Regions from separate parts of the Mus musculus genome. Here region 2 is linked to region 1. A link is a loop called in an ENCODE intact Hi-C map of the cell type or tissue named here. Cell type or tissue: left cerebral cortex. All regions are shown on one strand. Each heading gives the region's core, and the rest is flanking DNA. Links, peaks and the distances in the headings are about the cores only.

Region 1 (11,746 bases), core at 4,526-7,025:
ACAGCAAGCATTATTTCTCCATGGTCTCAACTCCAGGTTCCTGCTCTGAGTTCCTGCCCAGACTTGCCTCCATGATGGTCTGTCTACTGTGAGATGAAATTAACCCTTTCATTCCTGTGGTGCTTTTGAAATAGAATAGAAAGCAAACTTAGTGGGGCTGGAGAGATGGCTCAGTGGGGAAGAACACTGACTGTTCTTCCAGAGGTCCTGAATTCAATTCCCAGAAACCACATGGTGGCTCACAACCATCTGTAATGGAATCTGTGACAGTGTACTCACATACATAAAATAAATAAATAAATAAACAACTTAAAAAAAGCAAGGACTCAGGGTGTCTCACTGAACCTGGACCCCCTCACATTTTCAAAGAAGCGTTTTGCACACAGAGCCATTGCCACAGCTCTGGATTGCAGATTACAGAAACATGCCAGTCCTCAGTCTGGCAATTCTCAAAAGTATGGTTCTCAGAGAGTGCTTGCTTATCTCTCACAAAGCCCTGGATTCCACCACATGCACTGGCAATAGTGTTTTATAACTATAATCTCAGTATTCAGGAGGTACAGGCAGGAATCCCAGAAGTCAATGTCAATGTCATACTCAACTCACTAGCTTGGGAGTTAGAGGCTGGTCTAGGCTAAAAGAGACCCAGCAGCTGTGCACAATACCTGCATAAAATCAAGCCACTTCATTCTAGCATGGAGTGGGGAGGGGCTCACTACCCCTTGCTGGAGAGCTAATGATAATAGATGACTGCTGGATGAGGGGGAGCCAGCATTCTTTAAGGTGATGGCCCCTGGTAGGTCAGTTATGCTCCAGTGACGGTCTCATTCTCCTGCGGACAGGTCAAACTGGACTCCATGAGTCATTAAAAAACAAACAAACAAAAAGGGCACAAAGTTGGGGTGGGGTGGGGGTGAGGTCCTGAGAGGGGGTTAGGTGAGGAGTAGGGGTAAGTATGATAAAATTACATTGTGCGCATATGAAATTCTCAAAGAACAATAGACAATATTTTTAAAAGGTTGCTTTTGGAAGCAGCATAAGAGAGAACTTGTACAGAGAAGCCCCCCCCCACTTTTTTTGATCATTCTCAAAAAAACTATCTAATAGGGAAAATGATATCCAGAAGTTTTTACTGGCAGGCTTAGCACTTAGCAAGGTGGTATTTCTTGGTATTTTGTTTCTTCTTGGACAGAATGTTCTGGATGCTTTGCTCATATTTTCTCCTCTTGGGAATTGGGGTCCTTGCTGGCCTATGAACATGCATGGGTTTTTTTCTATGGCCTTTACTGGTCTTCTCCAGGTGCAGCCCAGACCCCCAGTTTCTTCCCTCTCTTTCTCTTCCTTAAGTCCACTGTCACAACCCCTCTGTCCAAGGGCCAAGAGTGAGAGCAGAATTGGGGTGGGGGTGGGGCAGAAAGATCCTGCAGGGATCTTTGTCATAGACCAGGAGCCACCAGGCAGCCGCTTGCAACAGCCTGCCTGGGGGCCAAATGTTCAGTGCGGAGCAGTGTGATAAGTCAGCGCATACTCGTGGCTATCCTTTCATGGTAATCTGAACAAATAAGGGACGGGGCTGCCTGTGAAAGGAACAGCATCCACACTAAACTTCCTGCCCAGGTACAAGTGTGTTAGTGAACAAAAAGGAACTCACTTAAATCGTATGTCTTAATATTCTGGCCATAGGAACAGAGCATAATTTAAAAGAAAAAGAAGAGCTGGGTGGTGGTGGCGGCAGCGCATGCCTTTAGTCCCAGTACTTGGGAGGCAGAGGCCGGCGGATCTTTGTGAGTTTGAGGCAAGCCTGGTCTATGGAGCGAGTGTCAAGACAGCCAAGGCTACACACAGAAACAGAGAGATAGAGATAGATAGATAGAGAGAGAGAGAGAGACAGAGACAGAGAGAGACAGAGAGAGAGACAGAAACAGAGAGAGAGACAGAGAGAGAGACAGAGAGAGAGAGACAGAGAGAGAGACAGAGAGAAACAGAGAGAGAGAGACAGAGACAGACAGAGATAGAGAGAGACACAGAAGACAAGAGCTGAACTAGTAAGTACAATTATACTAATCAGTCAGATTGGCTGGCTCCACACGGTTGTTAAGGAACCCAGAGAGGTTAGAGGCCATTCTCACGTAGCATGTTGAGGACTCTGGGCTCAGTCCCCCAACGTGCTACCATACCATTTCCTGTAGGTAGGCACCCTTCAACCTCCTGTCTGCATGTAGATACCTCAGTCAACATCTGTCTGTAATTATCCACTGTAGTAGAGAGAACAGGAGGGCATAGCGAGGAAGGGGAAAGAGAGCGGGGTACAGTCTGCACAACCTGCCAGGGACAGTGCCACATGTTCTGGTGGCAGTTGCCTTCCCAGTTCCCCCACCCTTTTCTGGATTTACACCCGGTGTCTAGAACATGTTATTTATGGTCTTTACTAATGAGTTCTCTCAGCCTCTCAGACCCAGTCAATCAAGGAAGCTCGGCGGGGGTTAAATGTGCTCGCATCTGTGTGCCAGTTTTCTACTAGAAACCCACGAAACAGAACAGAGCCACATTTTATTTCGGGTGCTGTTTCAGTGCTCTAAGCCAAGTGTCGCTCAGCGGGTGTGCAGAACCAGCACCATGCACATTGTGCGCACACCTGTGAGCTTACCCACACATATATGGGGCACGATTACTAGGCACGCTTTTAATTTTTTTTTATGATGCTGTTACGGGGCGGCGGGGGGGGAGCGCCCTCTGTGGTTGTAATCTGACCATAACACCCCTGTTTTAGAAGACTTAAGCCCCCTAAGGTAGACCTTAAGATTCTCTTAGAGTGGATTCTCTTTCTACCCAGCGTGGCCCTCTTTGCAGAGGGCTGGGAAGGAGGAAGGCTCCCGCACACGCAAGTCACAGAGATCTTTTGGAACGGGCAAGTGGGAGCACTCACGGTCTGCTGGTGAGGAGCCACTGTGGTAATCTCTGGTTCTTCCCTCAGGGCTTGCTATTTCTGCTGGTTCTCATACCCTGTTCAGCAGACAAGAAGGTTCTGGAAGGCTGAAAGAGTGCCCACACCAGTCTGGCACCGGTCTGTTCTCAGGGTCTTATTTTGGCTTCAGATCTGGCCAGTGAAATTTAGATTCCTGTTGGCAAGCCCTGAGGGTAGAGGGCAGGGCTAGTTTTCCTCGGAGACCTGTCAGTCAAACTAATAAATAATCTGGAGACACTTTTGGTAGTTTGCATCAAGTCCCAGCTAATGGGAAAATATCCTGATCTACTCCAACAGGAGCCGGACACTGCATTCCTCTCTGGTTGTTAGTGAATTGGATATGTGCATCAGCACTCTGGTTGTGAACACCTTCGGGTCCCCATCCATCTCACTCCCGCCTCCTGCATCTCTAATCTCCACCTGGCCCTAGAGTAGCCCTCGGGATCCTTTCAGAGTGGACTCTCTTTCCAGCCAATGTGACCCTCTTTGCAGAGGGCTAGGGAGGAGGAAGGCTCTCTGTGTACTGGGCAGGCCAGCCTACAGGCACCGCTGGGACAGGTACTAGGGGGTTTCTTTGCCAATTCCCACTCAGATAATTACCCTCCCCACCTCTCTGCTGCAGGTGATGGCTGGAAGACCTGATTTTCAGGACGACTGCGGGGAGGCAGAGCATAGAATGAGAAATGGTCCCAAGGAATGTTTGCTGGGGAGTGGAGTGGCAAGCTGTGGGCCCTGTCCCAGCCCGTGTGTCCTTCCTTGGGGCTGTAACATTGTCCTGTTTTCATGAGCTACCAAGGAGGAGGACGAAAGCTAGCTAGCTAGCTCCAGCAGGCTGTGTGTGCACACGCACGTGTCAGGGCATCCCGTGGAGGTCAGAGGAGAATGTTTGAGAGTTGTTCTCTTTCATCCTGTGGGTCCCAGGGATCAAACTCAGGTTGTCAGGCTTGGGGACAAGTGCCTTTGACTCACCCTGCCCTACTTGGGGATTTTTTTTTTCTTTTTGAAAAAGTCATTGGTATTTGTGGAAGACTCCCCCTCCACATGAGTCACAGCCTTTGTAATCCCTCCTCTTTTTTTTTTTTTTTTTTTTGGCTTTTGAGACAGGGTTTCTCTGTGTAGCCCTGGCTGTCCTGGAACTCACTCTGTAGACCAGGCTGGCTTCGAACTCATTGAGATCTACTTGCCTCTACCTCTCAAGTGCTGGGATTAAAAGCTTTGGCTGCTGTTAGCGTTCCCTCTAAGCTCCGCCCAACAGTTACCTGGCAATAGCCTGGCTTGCTATAAAAGAGGCTGATTTGCTCCCCCCCCCCTTGCTCTCTCTGCTCCTTCTTTCTCTCTGATTCTCTTCTCTTCCTGATTCCTTTCTTCCTCTCTCTCCATTCTCCTCCCTGCTCCACCCCTTGTTTGGCCAGCCTCTTCTCATCTCTTCTCTCCTTCCCTCTCCTTCCCTTGCCCCTTGCCTCACCTCTCCTCTCCTCCTCTCCTCCTCTCCTCTTTTCCCTCCTCCCTCTCTGTCTCCACTCCCTTCTTAACCTTCCTTCCCATGCCCTAATAATATAAATAAACTCTCTTCTATGCTATACCTGTCTTATGGCTGATACCTTAGAGTGAAGGGATGCCTCAGCATGGGCCCACAGAGGCACCCTCCCACCCACCATATGGCGCTCTATAAGATATATCCTGGCACTTTTTATAAAACACAACTACTACCCCGCCTGGCTGTAGTACCCCTTCCTTAGGTGTGTGTGAGAGAGGGCTGGAAACTGACTCAATGCTAACTATGTAGATATGGCAAAGCTGGTGGGACACTATTTCAGTGCTAATTTGTTGGTTTATTTAGACAAGGTCTCCTATAGACTAGCTCACCTTGAATTCCTAATCCTCCTGCCTCCCCCTGTCATCCATTTCAAAGGATTGCACCACACCAGTGAGAAAAGTCATGACAATAGCCTCTCTTGGTGCCAGTATTCTCCAAGTCAGCCTTTCTTGCTGTGACAAAATAACAGAGGCAACAACATTAAAGGAGGGAAGGCTTCCTGGGCTCAGGGTTTCAGCCAGGGCCCTGTCTGTAATGTTTTGGGGGCCCAGCATAAGGCAGAGAGCATCACCGCAGGGAACAGAGGTTCTCACCTAAGCATCAGGATAATGGTAACAGGAGGTAGGGCGAGGGTGGGGGTAGGGGGTAGTGTGGGGGGTGGGGCGGGGAATGGCCAGGACCACATACCCTTTTAGAGCACACCCCCAGGGACTTTTTTTCTCTGAGCTGCTCTTCTAAAGTTTCAAGCTCGTTCTAGCAGCCCCAGCAGCTGCAGGAAGAGCTTTCAGCATGTGAGCCTTAAGACGCATCCCATAGCCAAGCTGAAATAAGACATTAAAAACCTCAGGTTACAGTCATACCTTTTTTAGTTCATGTTACTGTTCACAAGTGTAACAAGACCCCAGGCCAATCTCTAATTCTTCTTAAGAACAGCTGCTATGGAAGTGGAGAGATGGCTCAGAGGTTAAGAACACTGACTGCTCTTCCAGAGGTCCTGAGTTCAATTCCCAGCAACCACACGGTGGCTCACAACCATCTGTAATGGGATCCAATGCCCTTTTCTGGTGTGTCTGAAGACAGCTACAGTGTAGTCATATAAGTAAATACTTAAAAAAATAATAATAACAGCTCCTATCAATTATCCTCCTTTACCCTCAGTTTCACAGTGACAAGTACACTCCTCTGTTCTTGCCCACGAGTGTGGAATGTCATTGATCTCTTCTAGTTGAGGGATAAACATCTTGCTTTGCTATGCCATTTCTTGTCCAGCCCCAGGGATCGTCTCTCTTTTGTACTTCCCAGTGCCAGGATTAGAGATAGTTAACCTGGGTGCCTGAGGTCCAAACATGCTTGCCTTGTAAGCACTCTATTGCTGAGTTGTGTCCCAGTCTCCAAACCAAGTGTTTCATGATATGAGCTTACCTGAGCATAAACTATCACACAGCTTGCCAAGCAACATTTATTTAAAAAAAAAAAAAAACAAACAAAAAGAAAAGAAAAGAAAACCCTACCACTTGATGGCACCAGCAAATAAGGAACCCACTGGGGCTTCTCGATGCCTTCTGGCAGAGTCCTGTGCATTTTCCCAAGGGCCAGGGAGGGATGCTATTTTTTGAGGTGGTTTTGAAGTAGCTCTGTTCTCAGAGGCTCTTGTTGCCTGAGGCTGGGGCTGTGTTATCTGAGAAGTGTGGTCTGACAGACCTCACCACCCAGCCCGAGTTTAATGCAGAATTTCAAAGTTAAAAGTACTGCCAGTGGAAGAAGTGTTCTGGGAACTTCCAAGGCGGGTCTGTAAAAATATCAGTGGTCTCTCACGGAGGACTAAGCATAGGGTGTTTATTTTAAGACAGGCCTGGAGGTTTGGGGCTGATGGTGGGGGGTGGGGGTGGGGAGCAGGGGGAAGGAGTCCTGGAGAAGGGAAACTAGTCACTTCTCGTGGCAGATGTGTGTGGTGTGTGTGTGTGTGTGTGTGTGTGTGTGGTCCCCCACCAACTGATTTGTTTGCTCTGTGCAGACACTCTCCTGATGCCATATAATTACATATAATCATAATTCAGTTCTGACATGGTCCTCCTGGAGTTCGTGTACTCCAGCTTGAAGACTCATTCTGGACAACCCATAAGCCAGGGTCCCTCTTCAAGTTTGTTAGTGTGATTAGAAGACTTACAGATACGTTAACTTACATGTACCTATTGATTGTAAGGCTAAACCTCAGAGCAGCCAATGGGGATGCTCAAGTGAGGAATGTGGGCAGGGACAGAAGCTTTTAGAATCTCTGTGTCTTTTACCCAGCATTCCAAGCTGCATTCCTTTAGATTGTCACACACATGCACCTGGTTACATCCCTGGCAAAGGCAGGTAAGCTCTACCTCCCTCTATGAAACTCCCTATCTTCTAATGCAGCTCCTCTGGCAACTAGCCTCCCTCCTTAAGGGCTTTCCACACACTCCTCAGGAACACAGACTTAAGTGAGGCGGAGGAGGGCCTTGAAAGTTATCAAACAGTGTCTCTTTCCACCCGTCAGGATGGCTGTTACATACACACACACACACACACACACACACACACACACACACACACTCACACACTCACACACTCACACACACACTCACACACACACACACTCACACACACACACACACTCACACACACACACACACTCACACACACACACGATGTCTGTTACACAAACACACACTCACACATATACACACACACTCATACACATACACACATACATACACACATACTCACACATACATACATACATACATACACACACTCAGGCACACATAAATACACACATACACACTCAGGCATACACATAAACACATGCACACAAACGCATGCACACACACAGACACACACATAAATACATACACACACACTATATATATATATATATATATATATATATATATGCATGTGTGTGTGTGTATGCAAGTATTGGTGAGGACATAAGACATCCAGATTTTGTGAGTGGAACAAAATGGGGAAAGCTACTGGAGGCCTATAGGGAGGAGGCTCCAGGTAGGGACCTCCCTCCCCAAAACCTCTATATAAGTAGTTTAGATAATTATTGCTCACCATTACAGACAGAGCTAGAGAAGTTACCAACAGCTGAGGTGGCTCTCTCCTTTGGTCACTTTTTCTGTGTCTGGAGTGGCAGGAGGGGGAAGGGCGTTCCCCACTGAGTCTCTTCTTGACCCTCTACCCACATGCTAGCCATGGGCTTCTGACCTTGGCACAGCTGTCCAGGCAGTCTTCATTTTGCTCAAGTACTCTGTTCATAAGGAGCAGGGACACAGAAAACATCTTTAGCACGGGGGTGTCAATGGCAAGACGGAGGCCAGTGCACCATGCAGGGGACCAGGGGTGGCAGGGCCGCTGACTCACTCTGCTTCACGGAGGCAGCAGCCACGTCTTGGTGGAGCTAAATCTGCCGCACGCTTTTAGCTCATGCAGTTGTTGGCAACCTAACTCAACAGCCTGGGTTATTTTTTGCCTCCTGGAGATTGGTGAGCCAGCTAACGTTCCTTTAATAAGTGCTCCTTCTACAGAAGTTGGTGGCCATTTGAGTTGCCTGCGGATCCCTCGGCACTTGTAAAGTTCAGGACCAAAAATACATGCAGAGTGCCTTCTGGGTTTCTTTTGGTGATGTCTAGCAGGTATTGATTCCATAGGCTCTGGAAAATCATGAGGGAAGAGAGAGATTTCTGGGCTTGATCAGCAAACATGTCTCCTCTAATTCTATAATGCAGAGCTCTGAGAAAAGATGGCAGCCTAACTATCATGAGCTTGTTGCTCTGACAAAAGCATCTTGCAAGAGAAGTGGTTTATCTTGGCTTATAGTTTGGGGATACAGTGTATCATGGTGGGACAGGACTGTGAGGAGGCCGGACATGAAGCACTGGCTGCCAGGAAGCAAAGAAAGATGAACCCTGGGGGCTCAGCTCTCATTTCTGTTTCGATGTAGCCCAGGATCCCAGCATATGGGATAGGACTACCTACATTTAGACTGGGTATTCCCACCTCAAGTAACCTAATCTACAAAAGTCCCAGCATGCTCAGAGGCCTTGTCTCTTTACTGACTCTATGTCCATGAAATCGACAATATTAACCGTGGCAGCAATCAATGAAATATTCTCAAACAGCTAAGAGAGAATTCTTGTTTCCAGCATGAAGATACATCTGAGGTGATATACATAATGTGTTAAAGTGTCACTATACTCTACATGTGTATGATTGTTTGTATATACTTGGTCCAGAGTAGGTGTGTCACTGTGGGTGTAGACCTCATCCTAGCTGCTTGGAAACCAGTCTTCTAGCAGCCTTCAGATGAAGATGTAGAACTCTCAGCTCCTCCTGCCCCATGCCTACTTGGATGCTGCCATGTTCCCACCTTGATGATAATGGACTGAACCTCTGAACCTGTAAGCCAGCTCCAATTAAATGTTGTCCTTATGAGAGCTGCCTTGGTCATGGTGTCTGTTCACAGCAGTAAAACCCTAAGACAGAAGTTGGTATCAGGAGTGCATTCTGTTATATGTCACCTAAAAGTAAAGATACTTTATAAAATATATCCTCCAACAATTCAGGATCTATTCCCAGAAGAATGAATCGACAGAAAGTGATTTTTTTTCCCACGCAAGATTGAAAAGGGGAGAGATTTAGACACATGTTATAACATAGATGGAACTAGAAGACACCATGGTAAGTGGAAAAAGCCAGTCTCAAAAGGAAAAGCATTGTCTATAAGATATCATGACAGAATAAACAATGGAAAGGAGGGGATTATCCACTTGGGCCTGGTGCCAGGGTTTCAGTCAGCCTATAGTCTTTTGCTATGTTGCTTTGGGGCCACGATAAGGCAGAACAGATGTCTGCTTTGTGATAGACAAGGAGCAGGGAGAGAAGGCTGAAGAGGAAAGGGCAGGAGGAGGGATCCAGCGCCAGTACCCTACCTCCTTCAACCAAGCCAACCTTCTAATGCTTCCATCCCTTTCCAATAATGCCCTCAAATGCGACCCCATCAATGGATTAATCTTTTCAAGAAATCAGAAGCTGCAGGATCCCAAAACTGGCAACCAAGCCCTGGTACCTGAGCCTGGGTGGGAGAGCGTACTTCCATATCATGTCTCCTTTCACTTACAGGTGGTTCCTGAGCAGTGAGAGCTACAGAGAGAAAGAAGGATGATGGCTGGGAGGAGGGCCTGGAGCATGAAGAACATTGTGTATATATATATATATATATATGTGTGTGTGTGTGTGTGTGTGTGTATATGTATATATGTATATACACACACACACATATATATATACACACATATACATATATATATGTATATGTGTGTGTGAGTGTGTATTTTTTTTTAAGATTTTCTTATTTATTATATGTAAGTACACCATAGCTGTCTTCAGACACTTTTTTCTTCTTTCTCCAGCCCTATTCACTCTGGCCCAAAGATTTATTTATTTATTATATGTAAGTACACTGTAGCTGTCTTCAGACACCCCAGAAGAGGGCATCAGATCTCATTATGGGTGGTTGTGAGCCACCATGTGGTTATAGGATTTGAACTCAGGACCTTTGGAAGAGAAGTCAGTGCTCTCCAGCCTGAGAACATAGTATTTTAATGAGCAGAGCAGAGCTTCCATTTGGGAAGATGAGAAGGTTCAGGAGACGGGATGGCAGCGATGGCTGCACAGTTACGTGATCGTACTTAGTGGAGCTGAGGAATGCTTAGAGCTCCAGTTTCCTGAGCTGGGTAAGAAAACAGATCTTAATGCCTTTCCAACGTGCCCAGCAGGGAAGTTACAATTCAGCTCTGTAACTTGGGTACTATATGGTTTGAATTTCTGTGTGTTCCCCAACCCCTAAAACTGCATTAGAGTCTCAACTGCGGGCTCATTTGGAAACTAGGCCATTGCAGTCAATATGGGTCATACTGGAATAGAGTGAACTGGTATTGATTTAATCTAGCCTGATTGGTATCCTGATACAAATATGGAATTGTAAGGGCAAGGCCATGGGACAACAGAGGCAGAGAAATGCTGTAGTGTTAAGCAAAGGATGCCACAGCTTGATACCCACCACTGGGAGCTCAAGAGAGGCAAGGCTGGTTTGTACCCAGCCTCAGATGGAGCCTGGCCAAGCTGGCATCTGAATTTGCACTCTTGGCTTCTGACACTGTGAGAGAATACATTCTGTTTTAGGCTGCCCAGCTTGTGGGTTATAGGAGCCACAGCCAATGGGCACAGTGAGTTTTCAGAATGCCTGCTTACCAGCACACCCTCCCCTTGTGTCAGGGACATACACACACAGAAGCCAATCTGATGCAACTCACAGCAGGGTCTTTATTCTATTTGAGCTAGCTTGGGTCCCCCCAACACACCACCATCATGCAGGATGGTTTTGGTGGTGGTGGAGCCCTAAATGTCTATCAGGGCAAGGTTTTATAATAAGCAGCAAGCAGGGAATATGTGTGCAAGCATCTAATTGGAAAGCTGCTGTGGCCTTTAATATAACTGGCTGGTGCTGGGAGTCCTAACATAAACTTAACTTCGGCTCCCCTCTGCATTGGTGGTCGTTAGACAAGGGGTGGGCTTGTAACCGGGGGTGCAGGTTTGTTGGGGGAATAACCTGGAGACACTGGTCTTGTTGAGGGTGTAACCTGGAGACTGGAGCTAGGCTCAAGTTTTGTTGGGGGGCAACTTGGAAATTAGTGCTAGATACCAGCCTGTTAGCCTACTTGAGTTCAAACTTAGGTCAGGTTTTCTAAAATGGAGTCTGAATTTAAGCTAATTTAAAGCTTTGGCGGGGGCTGGAGAGATGGCTCAGCAGTTAAGACCACTGACTGCTCTTCTGAAGGTCCTGAGTTCAATTCCCAGCAACCATGTGATGGCTCACAACCATCTGTACAGCTACAGTGTACTCATATACATAAAATAAATAAATAAATCTTAAAAAAAAAAAAGCTTTGGCATCTCACCCTCAGTGCTCATCCTGCTTTCTCTGTAGTCCGCCAGTCAGGCTGATTTTATCAAGTCCCCCTTTCTACAGATGGCATTATAAAAACCATGAACCGAGTTATTGAAGAGTAATGGAACGTCAAATCCAAGGTCCATGTGTCTCACTGCAGGGCAGCACATACTGGGGTGGGGGCCCTATGATGTGGGTGTGTCATTGTCCCTATCTCAGAGATGAAGCTGAGGCTTCCAAGGTAAGCGACTTGTTTCAAGTT
Region 2 (11,746 bases), core at 5,107-7,606, 71 kb after region 1:
TCCTTGGGTGCTTTCTCTAGCTTCTCCATTGGGGGCCCTGTGTTCCATTTTATAGATGACTGTGAGCATCCACTTCTGTATTTGCCAGGCACTGGCATAGCCTCATATGAGACAGCTATAACAGGGTCCCTTCAGCAAAATCTTGCTGGCATATGCAATAGTGTATGCGTTTGGTGGCTGATTATGGGATGGATCCCCAGGTGGGGTAGTCTCTGGATAGTCCATCTTTTCATCTTAGCTCCAAACTTTGTCTCTGTAACTCCTTTCATGGGTATTTTGTTCCCTATTCTAAGGAGGAATGAAGTATCCACCCATCCCTCTTCTTGATTTTCTTGTGTTTTGCAAATTGTATCTTGGGTGTTCTATGTTTCTTGGCTAATATCCACTTATCAGTGAGTGCATATCTAATGACTTCTTTTGTGATTGGGTTACCTCACTAAGGATGATATCCTCCAGATACATCCATTTGTCCAAGAATTTCATAAATCCATTGTTTTTAATAGCTGAGTAGTACTCCATTGTGTAAATGTACCACATTTTCTGTATCCATTCTTCTGTTGAGGGACATCTGGGTTCTTTCTAGCTTCTGGCTATTATAAATAAGGCTGCTATGAACATAGTGGAGCACATGTTCTTATTACCAGTTGGAACTTCTTCTGGGTATATGCCCAGGAAAGGTATTGCTGGGTCTTCTGGTAGTATTATGTCCAATTTTCTGAGGAACCTCCAGACTGACTTCCAGAGTGGTTGTACAAGCTTGCAATCCCACCAGCAATGGAGAGAGTGTTCCTCTTTCTCCACATCCTCACCAGCATCTGCTGTCACCTGAATTTTTGATCTTAGCCATTCTGACTGGTGTGAGGTAGAATCTCAAGGTTGTTTTGATTTGCATTTCCCTGATGATTAAGGATGTTGAACATTTTTTCAGGTGCTTCTCAGCCATTCGGTATTCCTCAGTTGAGAGTTCTTTGTTTAGCTCAGAACCCCATTTTTAATGGGGTTATTTGAATTTCTGGAGTCCAGCTTCTTGAGCTCTTTGTATATATTGGATATTAGTCCCCTATCAGATTTAGGATTGGTAAAAATCCTTTCCCAATCTGTTGGTGGCCTTTTTGTCTCATTGACATTGTCTTTTGCCTTACAGAAGCTTTGCAATTTTATGAGGTCCCATTTGTCAATTCTTGATCTTACAGCACAAGCCATTGCTGTTCTGTTTAGGAATTTTCCCCCTGTGCCCAGCTTTTCCCTACTTTCTCCTCTATTAATTTCAGTGTTTCTGGTCTTATGTGGAGGTCTTTGATCCACTTAGACTTGAGCTTTGTTCAAGGAGATAAGAATGGATCAATTTGCATTCTTCTACATGATAATCGCCAGTTGTGCCAGCACCATTTGTTGAAAATGCTGTCTTTTTTCCACTGGATGGTTTTAGCTCCCTTGTCAAAGATCAAGTGACCATAGGTGTGTGTGTGGATTCATTTCTGGGTCTTCAATTCTATTCCATTGATCTACCTGTCTGTCATTGTACCAGTACCATGCAGTTTTTATTACAATCGCTCTGTAGTACAGCTTAATGTCAGGCATGGTGGTTCCACCAGAGGTTCCTTTATTGTTGAAACACTGTGTATCTTGTGAGACTTTCTTCCTGGGCAAAGCTATACCAGGAATCTAGAAACTCAATTGGTATCCACATGGGGCAAAGTCCTGTGCTCTTTTGAGTTCTTGCTTTGGAGGCTCATCCCTGGTATGTGATAGGCGTTTTCAGAATGCCTTTGTCAGCAGGGTTCCAATTCTCAGTTTCTGGGTGAATGGGCACACATGTTCCACTTGTACACAAAGCACAGTGATTCCTGGTAGTGACTTTAGAGTATAATCTCTCTTTGTGTTTTACGACGTGCCACAAACATTAAGCATCTCTGGGCTCTTCTCGGAAGGGACGTTCTGTATCTCTGACACATGAGCGAGAGTAATGTGGTCAAAGTTAGTTGGGAAGAGAAACATCTGGGAGAGTGAGGGCGCTGAGAGGGGCTGGGGGTGGGGGTGATTAAAACCCTTCTGCTTTGTGGAGCCCCGTGAGAACCGTTTTACAGCTTGAAGAAATAAACACACATTTCCAGCCAGACAGGAGCATCTGGAAGGTTGGAAGCCAATGGCTGTGTTGCAGTTGGGAAGATATTATAGGGATGACTATTTTTTAGAATCCAGTGTTTCACAGCAATTGTAATAAACTTTCCCTGGCTGTTCTTCTAAATGACTACTTTGATATATATATATATATATATATATATTTTTTTTTTTTTTTTAAAGAGAGATTCCCATTTCAGACTAGTTTTATGCTTATTGGCAGATTGCAAAGATCATTCAGGAGGCCCTATAAACCCCACTTCCCTTACATTTTGTCTAATGATTTCCAGTTGCATATGAACCTGGATCCTCTGCAAGATCAGCAAATGCTCTTGACTGCTGAACCATTTTCTCTAGCCCTGATAAGCGTTATTTTTTTTTTTTAATCTATCCAATTTTATAATGGGCAGAGATTTGAGCAAATACTTTAGCATAGGAAGTAAACAGATGGCAGATAGCTAGGCATGGTAGTCTATGCCTGTTACCCTAGCACTTGAGAAGCTGAGGGAGGAAGATTAGCATAAATTGGCTGGGCGTGGTGGCGCACAGCTTTAATCCCAGCACTCGGGAGGCAGAGGCAGGCGGATTTCTGAGTTCGAGCCAGCCTGGTCTACAAAGTGAGTTCCAAGACAGCCAAGGCTACACAGAGAAACCCTGTCTTGAAAAAAACAAAAAACAAACAAACAAAAAAAACCCAACCCAAACAAACCAAAAAAAAAAACCCACCCCAAATTACTGTCCCCAAAAGATATATAGACTACAAATAAGACAAAGTAGAATATCCAAGATTAGATGTAATTAATTCAAATACCGACTAAAACCAATGAGATACCACTCACCCTCATTAAGATAAATTAAAACATACTAACAAAGAAGATATGGAAGAACTCTGTTCCTTGGGAATGAAAGAATCATGCAAACATTTTTTAAAAGGTCTAATTGTTTAGCAGAGTCTTAAGCATGGCCACCATATGCTCAATCTACCCAATGCCAGGTAGTTGTTCCAAAGAAAAGACAGTACTAATCCAAAGACAGGGAGAGGGATCAACCCTGGAACATCCCCACAGTGGAAAATTACTTAGTAACACAGACGAATGAGCTAGCGGGCCCCATGCAACAATATATAACTATGCTGAGTGGGAGGATTCTGACAAAGGACTACATATTGTTGTAGGATTCCATTTCTGCTCTAGAAAATGATGGAAACACCAATGTCTGCTTGGTGGACACTGGAATGGACTACACTGGAGAGACAGAGGGCCATTCTGGGGGATTGTGCTGATGGTCTCAGGGGCCTTTGTATGCTTCAAAAAATGGCAAATTTTCTGCTATAGGCAATCTGTGTGTCAACAAGTTACGGCTTACTAATGATACTTTAATAATCTTCTGTTTGTGTGTTTGCTTTGTTTGCAGAGACAAGATGTCATGTACCCAGACCTCAAGATGTCTGTATAGCAGAGCATGGCCCTAAACTTCTGATTCCCCCCACCTCTGTCTTCCTTAGTGCTGGGATTACAGGTATGTACTGCCATACTCTGTTTATGTGTGGTTGGGAATCAACATAGTACCATGTGTGTGCTAGGCAAGCAATCTACTGAGTTATATACCCAGCTGTGAAGTATGTGTGTGTGCACTCATGCACATTTGTGCATGTGAGCACACCTTAGCTGTCTCTTTTATCATAATCCTTAAGTTTTTTGAGGCATGGTCTCTTTTAGAGCTCTGATAATGTGATCGACAATCTTGTGCTACTTATATGACATGGTCTCTCACTGAACCTGGACCTCACTTTTGTACTAGGCTAGTGATTAGCAAGCTCCAAGTATCTTCCTGTCTCTGTCTCTGCCTCTCCAGCATCCGTGTGGACCATGCCTGGCTCTTTTTAATGTGGGTGTAGAGATACATCCTTATCCTTCCCCAGCAAGCCCATATCCATCCACTGAGCCGTTTCCATAGCCCTCCAAGCTCATCCCCAGCAAGCCCATATCCATCCACTGAGCCGTTTCCATAGCCCTCTAAAGCCCTTTTTTTTTTTTTTACTTTTAATGATTGAATTTGTTTTTGTCTATGTATATGTATGAATGCACATATGAGTATGGATGGCCATAGAGGCCAGAAGAGGATTTCATGGAGCTGAAATTACAGTTGGAATTCTGTGAGTCACCCAGTGTGGCTGTGGGAATCAAATGCCTGCCCTCTGGAAGATTACCACTTAGCTATCTCTCCGGGTCCACCCCTCAAAGCTTTTAAAATGATAATATGAAAATTCTTCACTGAACCATTGCCAAGAAATTTTATTGCAAAATTCCTTTTTATCAAAGTAAGATAAGACGGTGCCAAAAGCTGCAAACCAAAGGGAGCCAGCTGCTCCAGGGAGGGGGGCTTTCTGTCTATGAGCCTTCTGCAGAGGGATGGGCTCGGCTGGATGGAGAGTGTGCGGCACTTGGCAGAGCACACAGGTACCATCCATCTCTTAGCTGTGCGGCCCTGTTCTCCCAGGGCTTCCTAGGAGCCTGATGTCCTATTGTACAGTGTGCTCTGAGTTCTGCAGTATCACCACTAGGGATAGCGTGTGCTTAGCAGTCGAAAGCCCTCGGCCTCTATATGCTTGGGCTTGATATGTGGAACTTAGCAACCCTGAAATCTGCATCTGCAGGGCAGGTCCACATAAAATTAACCTCTCTCTGCATGTGTGTATCTCTGTGTATCTGTGCGTGTTGTGTTGTGTTTTGTTTTGTTTTGTTTTGTTTTGTTTTGTTTTGTTTTGTGATGAGAGTCTTGCTATCAATCCTGGCTTGTCTAGAACTCACTATGTAGCCCAGACTGGCCTTGAATCTGTCAGTCTTCTACCCCTCAGCTTCCCAAATGTTAGAATTCATTCTCTAGGTACTTTTAGTCCACCAAGTCAGATATACAATATATAAGCAAATGTTTTTTTTTCTTTTTCGTGTGTGTGTGTGTGTGTGTGTGTGTGTGTGTGTGTATACTTGTGGAGGTCAGAGGACAGCCTTAAGGGCCATTCTTCCTCAAGTGCTGTCTAGCTTGTTTTTTACAACAGTCTCTGCTTGGCCTGGGGTATGCCAAGAAGACTGGGCTGAAAGGCTGGGGAATCAGCCAGCTTCCTGCCTCACCTTCCTAGTGCTGGAATTACAAGCACATGATCCTACGCCTTGCTTTGTTTTATATGTCGGTCTTGGGGAACTGAACTCAAGTCCTTGTGCCTGGACAACCTATTGGAGAGTAGAAGTCCACCACTCTTCTTGGCACCTTCTTCAGGGTAACTTCTAAGCTGAGGAGGCTTTATGTAGAACCTTGGGTGTGGGTGTGTGTGCAAATAATGGGAATTTTCTTAGCCTGGGCTACATGGAGATCTGGGGGCTAGCCTGGTCTACAAAGACAGGCCCCGTCTCAAACAAATGATAAGTTGCTTAACTCAAAGCGTTGTTGTAAAGATTAAATGTGTAGGTTCTTAGAGTAAGAGCCCAGTGAGTCTCTACTGAGTGATATTATCGTGTGGAGTTGGGACAGTGCTTATCCACTGTCCCCAGGAAAGCGGCCACTTGCCTCTCTGATCATTTCTCTTCAAGGGAAGAGCTGGAGAGGACTGGCTCGAAGGTCCATCAGGGAATCTCCTTGTTGCAGGCTCTATCAGTGATAAGAGCACATGTAAAGGCATCAAGTTTAGCCCCTCACAGGACATATTCTTCTAAAAAGCACTCCCTGTGGCAATGGTGGCATACGTCACTAACCCCGTGGCTGAAGTTCAAGGTCACACTGGGCTATGCAGTGAGACTACACCCCAAATCACAACAAAGTACTTTGACCAGACACTCAAAACCTAAAGCTAACCTTTGTGGTTTCTGGGGATGTTATCTGCTTGTTAAGTCCCAGACATGGACACCCCAAGAAACACTGTGGGACCTGCAGGTTGCGGAGAAACATGGGCTCATTCATGAAATGATCCCCAAAGCTAACTTCCTCTGGTTCACCAGGAGCCATGTAAGGCACTGGCTGCCCACAGTGCTGACCCCGAGGCAGGACTGTGTTCTTTTATGCTTCTGTTTTGAGATAGCTTCTCTCTGTGTTCTCTAGGCTGGTCTCACTCCAGCACGTGATTCTCCCAGGACAGCTGTATTCTGCTGCTCTGCAAGAGATCCAGCCTGCTGGGTCTGAGTCCCCCATCACATGCTCAGGAGGTAGGTGTTGCCTGTTGTCCAACACCTTTTGCAAAGAACAGCAAGACACAGAGCAGATAATCTGTAGGTCACACCAGCTCCTGTCAAAATTTCTTTGTGGGCACTTTCTATTCTCAGAGGAATGTCTAGTGATACCTATGATGTCTGGAAAAGGGCTGCAAGAATGTTGGACTGCAATGTTATTCTGCCATCTTGTGGTAATCACATTGTCAGGATCTATCTATCTATCTATCTATCTATCTATCTATCTATCTATCTATCATCTATCTCTCATCTCTCATCTATCGATCTACCTATTCTGCCTGCCTATCTATATCATCTTTCTATCTGTTTATTTATTGTGGACTGGAACCTAGAAGTTATCCAGGATATTTCCTTTTCTGAAAAGAAAAAAGTTCAGCCTTCCAGGATTCTTTATTAATAACCATTACACTCTATGAAGAATATGTTATCCAAACAGCAAATTATAGCAGAACGTGGTAGCAGACACCCATAATCCCATCTCAGGAGGCAGAGGCATGTTTGAGGTCAGCTAGTCTCTATAAGTGAGATCCTGTCTCAAAAAAAAAATCAAGTTATACTGAGATCAATTTTTTAAAACATATTTCTTAAATTTTATTCATATGGGTGTTTTGCTTATATTTTATGCCTGTGCACCATGTGTATGCCTGGTGTGAGTGGAAGTCGGAAGAGAGTGTCAGATGCCCCTGGAACTGGAGTTACAGACAGTTGTGAGCTGCCATGTGGATGCTGGGTATTGAACTCAGGTCCTCTAGAAAAGCAGCCAGTGCTCTCATCTACCAAGCCATCTCTCCAGCCCCTTAGAGTAATTTTAAAGTTGAGAATGGGGGTGCACACCCATTATAACCCCAGCATGTAGGAGGTGGAGGCAAGAGGACCATGGGTCAAGGCTGTCCTGGTCTCAAAAACAAACACAACTATCAGTCTCAGTTCTTGTGTGCGATAACCTCAAATGTTCGTTCAGTTGATGTCTGTTTGCTGTGTGGAGCAATGTTAGGCTTCCAGAGATAATGAGATATGATCTCTGCTTTCAGGGAGCTCTAAAAATGCTGAAAAAGGGCAACTTATATACACGTCTAAACTAGGAATGGTGGCATGGCACTCTCCTGCAACCCAAGTCACAGGAAGACAGAAGCAGGAGGGTCACTAGTTTGAGGCCAGCCTTGGCTTGACAGAGCCACTTGTCTAAAAATAAAAAAAGTTCAAATCTAAATTACAAGGCCCAAAGCATGCATTTGTTATAATAAGAGATACAATGGACTGGGGTTGAGACACTTTGGAAATCAGGCAAAATCTACTGAGAAAGGTGGCACTAGAGTCCCTCTAGGGAGTCACTATACCTTCTTGGGAAAACAGGGCATGGTGGGCCTGCCTGAAACTTCAGCATGTGAGGGATAGACACAGGCCAATCAGGAGTTGGAGGCCCGTCTAGCACACATGAGACCCTGTCATAAAGACAAACCAAAGGAGGCACATAGGAGGGTTCTAGGTAGAAACCTGTGGGTCAGTACAAAATTTTTGGATCAAGTACCACTATCCCAGTCATAGTACATAATTTTTTTCAGCTCTTTGAGGCAGAGTTTCTCTGTGTAGCTCTGACTGTCCTAGAAACTTACTTTGTAGACCAGGCTGGCTTAGAATTTACAGATCTGCCTGCCTCTGCCTTCTAAGGGCTGGGATTAGAGACGTGAACTAGTCCCATTGCCCAGCCTAGTCAAAGTATTGTATTTGTAAAATACTTGGACATAATTTAATGCACAAGTGGAAAGGAAGCTATTATGATTGGCTCTTGTGTTTTCTTCCCGCATCCCACAGGATTGTCAGGTCTGTTTACACACACACACACACACACACACACACACACACACACACACACACAGATAACCATACCCCCACACACACTCACATTCACTCACCCACCCACACCGGTGGCTTTAATGAGAAGGGTTATTTAAGATTATTCTGATGAGTTTTGTTTTAAAATTCAGTGTTCAGCAGGTAAAGGCCCTCACCACCAAACCTGATGTGGGCGGAGAGAACCAGTTCCTGTGAGGTAACCTCTGGCCTCCACTCGAAAGCTCCAGGTGGGCACATTCCCCTCCCCCAGCAAGATAAATAAATGTATGAGTGGTAAAACACTGATTGACTGAAAGTGAATAAGGGAGACAGGAGGGCGTCTGGGAAAGAGAGTGGGTCTGTTCTGCCTAAGCCAGGCGCTAATCCACAGCAGGGTATTGTTTATCTGTCTTCAGGAATCTGGAAATGTAACTAGGAACATCAGAAAAACCTCTCAGTAGAGCAGAGTCGACTGAGAGGTTGACAGCAAACTGGGGATCTGTGATGGTGTTCAGGAGGCACAAGGGAAAGAGAAGCGCACAGAGGCAAGGACAGACCTCAAAGGATGCAGATGCCTCTGGAACCCTGTAGCTTGAGGTGAACCTGAGATGAGGTTTTTCATCTGGAAGTGTCCTGACAGGGACAGACTGTTTGAGGACACCTTAGCAGTTTTGCCCAGTTATGGTGGCACACACACAGGATCTCAGGAGATAGAGGAAGGGAGATCAGGATTTCAACACTGTTCCCAGCTCCATAGGGAGTTCCCAGGCAGTCTATGTATCTCAAGTCCAGGGCTGAGACTCAAACCCTGGTCTCTTTGAGCACTAGGAAGTCTACCACCTACCTTTTTTTTTCCTTATTTTTTTAAAAGACTTATTTATTTATTATATGTAAGTACACTGTAGCTGTTTTCAGACACACCAGAAGAGAGTGTCAGATCTCGTTATGGATGGTTGTGAGCCACCATGTGGTTGCTGGGATTTGAACTCAGGACCTTATGAAGAACAGTCAGTGCTCTTAACTTCTGAGCTATCTCTCCAGCCCTACACCTCCAGCTCTAAGTGGGTCAGACCTCCTGAGGCATCTCCAGTGGCTGGGGGAGGCCTGGTCTGGAGGCAAAGACCATCAAGCAGCTATCCTGAGGGTGGCCTCGGAGATGGAAAAGAATAGACCGCTGATATTTTTCCTTGCCTGTGCGAACCCCGCGATGCCACATCATATACCCCTACATCCATTGCTTCTGGGCCCCATTGAGACCAGTTCCGCCCGTTTGTACAAGTGATTATTAACTCCACGCCAGCCTCAGGAGTCTTTTCAATATTTTGTGGTCTTGCTTCTGTTTTTCTTCTGCCAAGGACTGCTCACTCCATGGAAATCTTGGTTAACCGTAAGATCTTGCCAGAGAAAGCGAATGCCTTCGGGCGAACACACCCAGGAAAGCTGGTCTCTCTCCTACGTGGCTAGGAGCCTCCAGGAAGAGGGCTCCCTTGTTGTGATTGAATAGTATCGAAGCTGTTTTGTGTCTAGTTGTTAACATGTGTCTGCTTGCTTTCACCTAACATTCCAGCGCTGAGAAAGGCCCAAGTCCCATCAGTCTTGGCAGAATCTGTTCAAGATGCTTTCCTCATTTAGTAGTGAGAAAGGGTTGGGTGGAGGCCAAGGTCACTGGGAGACTCTCCCCTGGTGCTTGAGAGAGCTTCCTGCCAAGATTTCCTATCCCCTTTGGTGGCAGATTTGCTGTGGGAACAACCTCACCATCTGTACGGAGCCTGCAGATAGAAAACACACAGGACATGTGGGCCTCCCTGCCCCAGGCCTGCACGAGCTGTAATCGACACCCCTGTTGCCTGCTCTTGGGAAACAGGAAGTCTGAAGGAGTGCTTGTGGTTCCACTGGGCATTTCAGCAGCTCCGGGACAGAACCACTTAAACAGTCAAATGCAGCTCCCAGGTGCAGAGCAAAGTGGCAATCGGCAATAGCTGCTTGCAGGAACCATTTAGTACATAGCGATTTCAAAAAAAAAAAAAAAAAAAAAATCTTGGGGATGGAGAGATGGCTCAGCAGCTGCGAACACTTGCTGCCTTTGTAGAGGGTGTGCACATTAGCTTCCCAGGACCTATGCAGTGCCTCTCAGTGGCTTGCAACTCCATTTCCAGGAGCTCTGAAGCCCCCTTCTGGCTTCTATGGTCACTGTGCAAAGGTGGTTGGTGCTCATAACCCCCCAGAGGCTCACACACATAGTCAATGAATAGTTATTTTAAAAAAAAAAAACAATAGAACATTGTCTTTCTTTTCCCCCCATGAAACTGTCTATAGGTCTGTTGTGGTGGAACTATTCCACCCTTGCTTGTTGAGGAAATCATTTTTAAGAGGAATGAAGACAGGCCGAACTCATGTAGACCCAACCAGAAGAATGTATTATAAGGATTATGGGTAAAGTTTAATTGGAAGAGTGCTGACCAGGCTTGCATGTACCACATAAACCAGGAATGGTGGTACATGCCTATAATGTCAGCACTTGGGAAGTGGAGACAGGAGGTTAGAGGTTCGAGGTACCTCTTACTACATAGCAAGTTTGAGGCCAGTTCAGGTTACTTGAGACTCTATCAAAAAAAAAAAAAAAAAATCCCAAAGGCAAGATGGTGAACAATATGGAAAAAAAGAGAATTTTCTGCCTGAAGCGATGAACAAAGTCCACGGACTCTCACAATAGCAAGGTATGCCATTCAGGGTTTAGGTTTTTTTTGTTTTGTTTTGGTTTGGTTTTTTTTTTGTTGTTGTTGTTTTGTTTTTGTTTTTATTTTTACTTCAGAAAAATACCAGGATTGAATCAATCCAACGGGGGAAAAGTTTACTTTTGCATCCTGCTTAGGACTGTTCTTCCAAGGTCTTGCTGGGTACCAGGATGACTTATCTGAGCGTCTACACTGTTGTGTGGCAAGCCTGAGACACAGCTGATGGAGATAAGAACTGTAAACGTGTCAAAATGGAGGAAGGGATGAGTGAGCTGGTGGGACGGAAGAAAAGTGGATCAGAAAGAGGATTCCCTTGAGCCACCCCCTCCCCCATTCTGTTGTTAATCTGACATGGGTGAACCTAGGCTAGCATGGCCCCCTCTGTGGGGGACCAAGGCTAGTGACACAGGTCCTGTGCCCTGATCCTGGCTCTCATCCTGCAGTCTCACAGGCTGGATGCCTTGTCACTTTGCCTGTTCAAGGTTCAGCACGTGCCTCTCCAGATGGCCACACCCTGCCCAACCCTTGAACTGTGTTCCAGAGCCAACAGAACTGTGTAAACAAGAGCAGCTGGCAGGCTCCTGCTTCTCATGGTTTCTGCTCTGAGATGAGTTTTCTAAAACGCCTCTGGAGTCCAATAGTCCTGGATGTGACTCCAGACTCCTCCGCTTCCTTATTCTACGTTTTAGGCAAGCGGCTCAAACTTCTTGGCATTGTCGGTGCTAATTGTTGGTCCCTGAAAGGTTTCATCGACTGTCAACCCCCAGGCTACAGATTGCTGATACCATGTAGATTTGGACAAACTGAATTGGAGTTGTGATTTGTAATTCATCCCTG

Evidence for each region. Peaks named below come from ENCODE experiments on the same cell type or tissue, not always from the same donor. Only the 100,000 strongest peaks of a DNase experiment are listed, where the experiment ranks them.
Region 2: a loop joins it to region 1, with 2.1 times the contacts of the local background. A loop is called at or near these places in 2 of 42 quality-filtered maps.

Annotation. Positions count from the first base shown.
Region 1 is chr17:12,863,213-12,874,958 of GRCm38, reverse strand. It overlaps Mas1 (MAS1 oncogene), which reads left to right and starts at 6,816. Exons shown (of 9, transcript NM_008552.5): 1 at 6,816-6,860; 2 at 9,101-9,215. In left cerebral cortex, for the core only: a CTCF peak has its summit at 6,013 (motif pointing right); DNase peaks (open chromatin) are centred at 4,644, 6,082 and 6,784.
Region 2 is chr17:12,792,379-12,804,124 of GRCm38, reverse strand. All of the region lies in intron 1 of Airn (antisense Igf2r RNA), which reads right to left. Among named protein-coding and RNA genes, the nearest start is that of Igf2r, 29 kb to the right of the region's middle. RefSeq lists an enhancer at 11,055-11,746. In left cerebral cortex, for the core only: a CTCF peak has its summit at 6,501 (motif pointing left); a DNase peak (open chromatin) is centred at 6,443.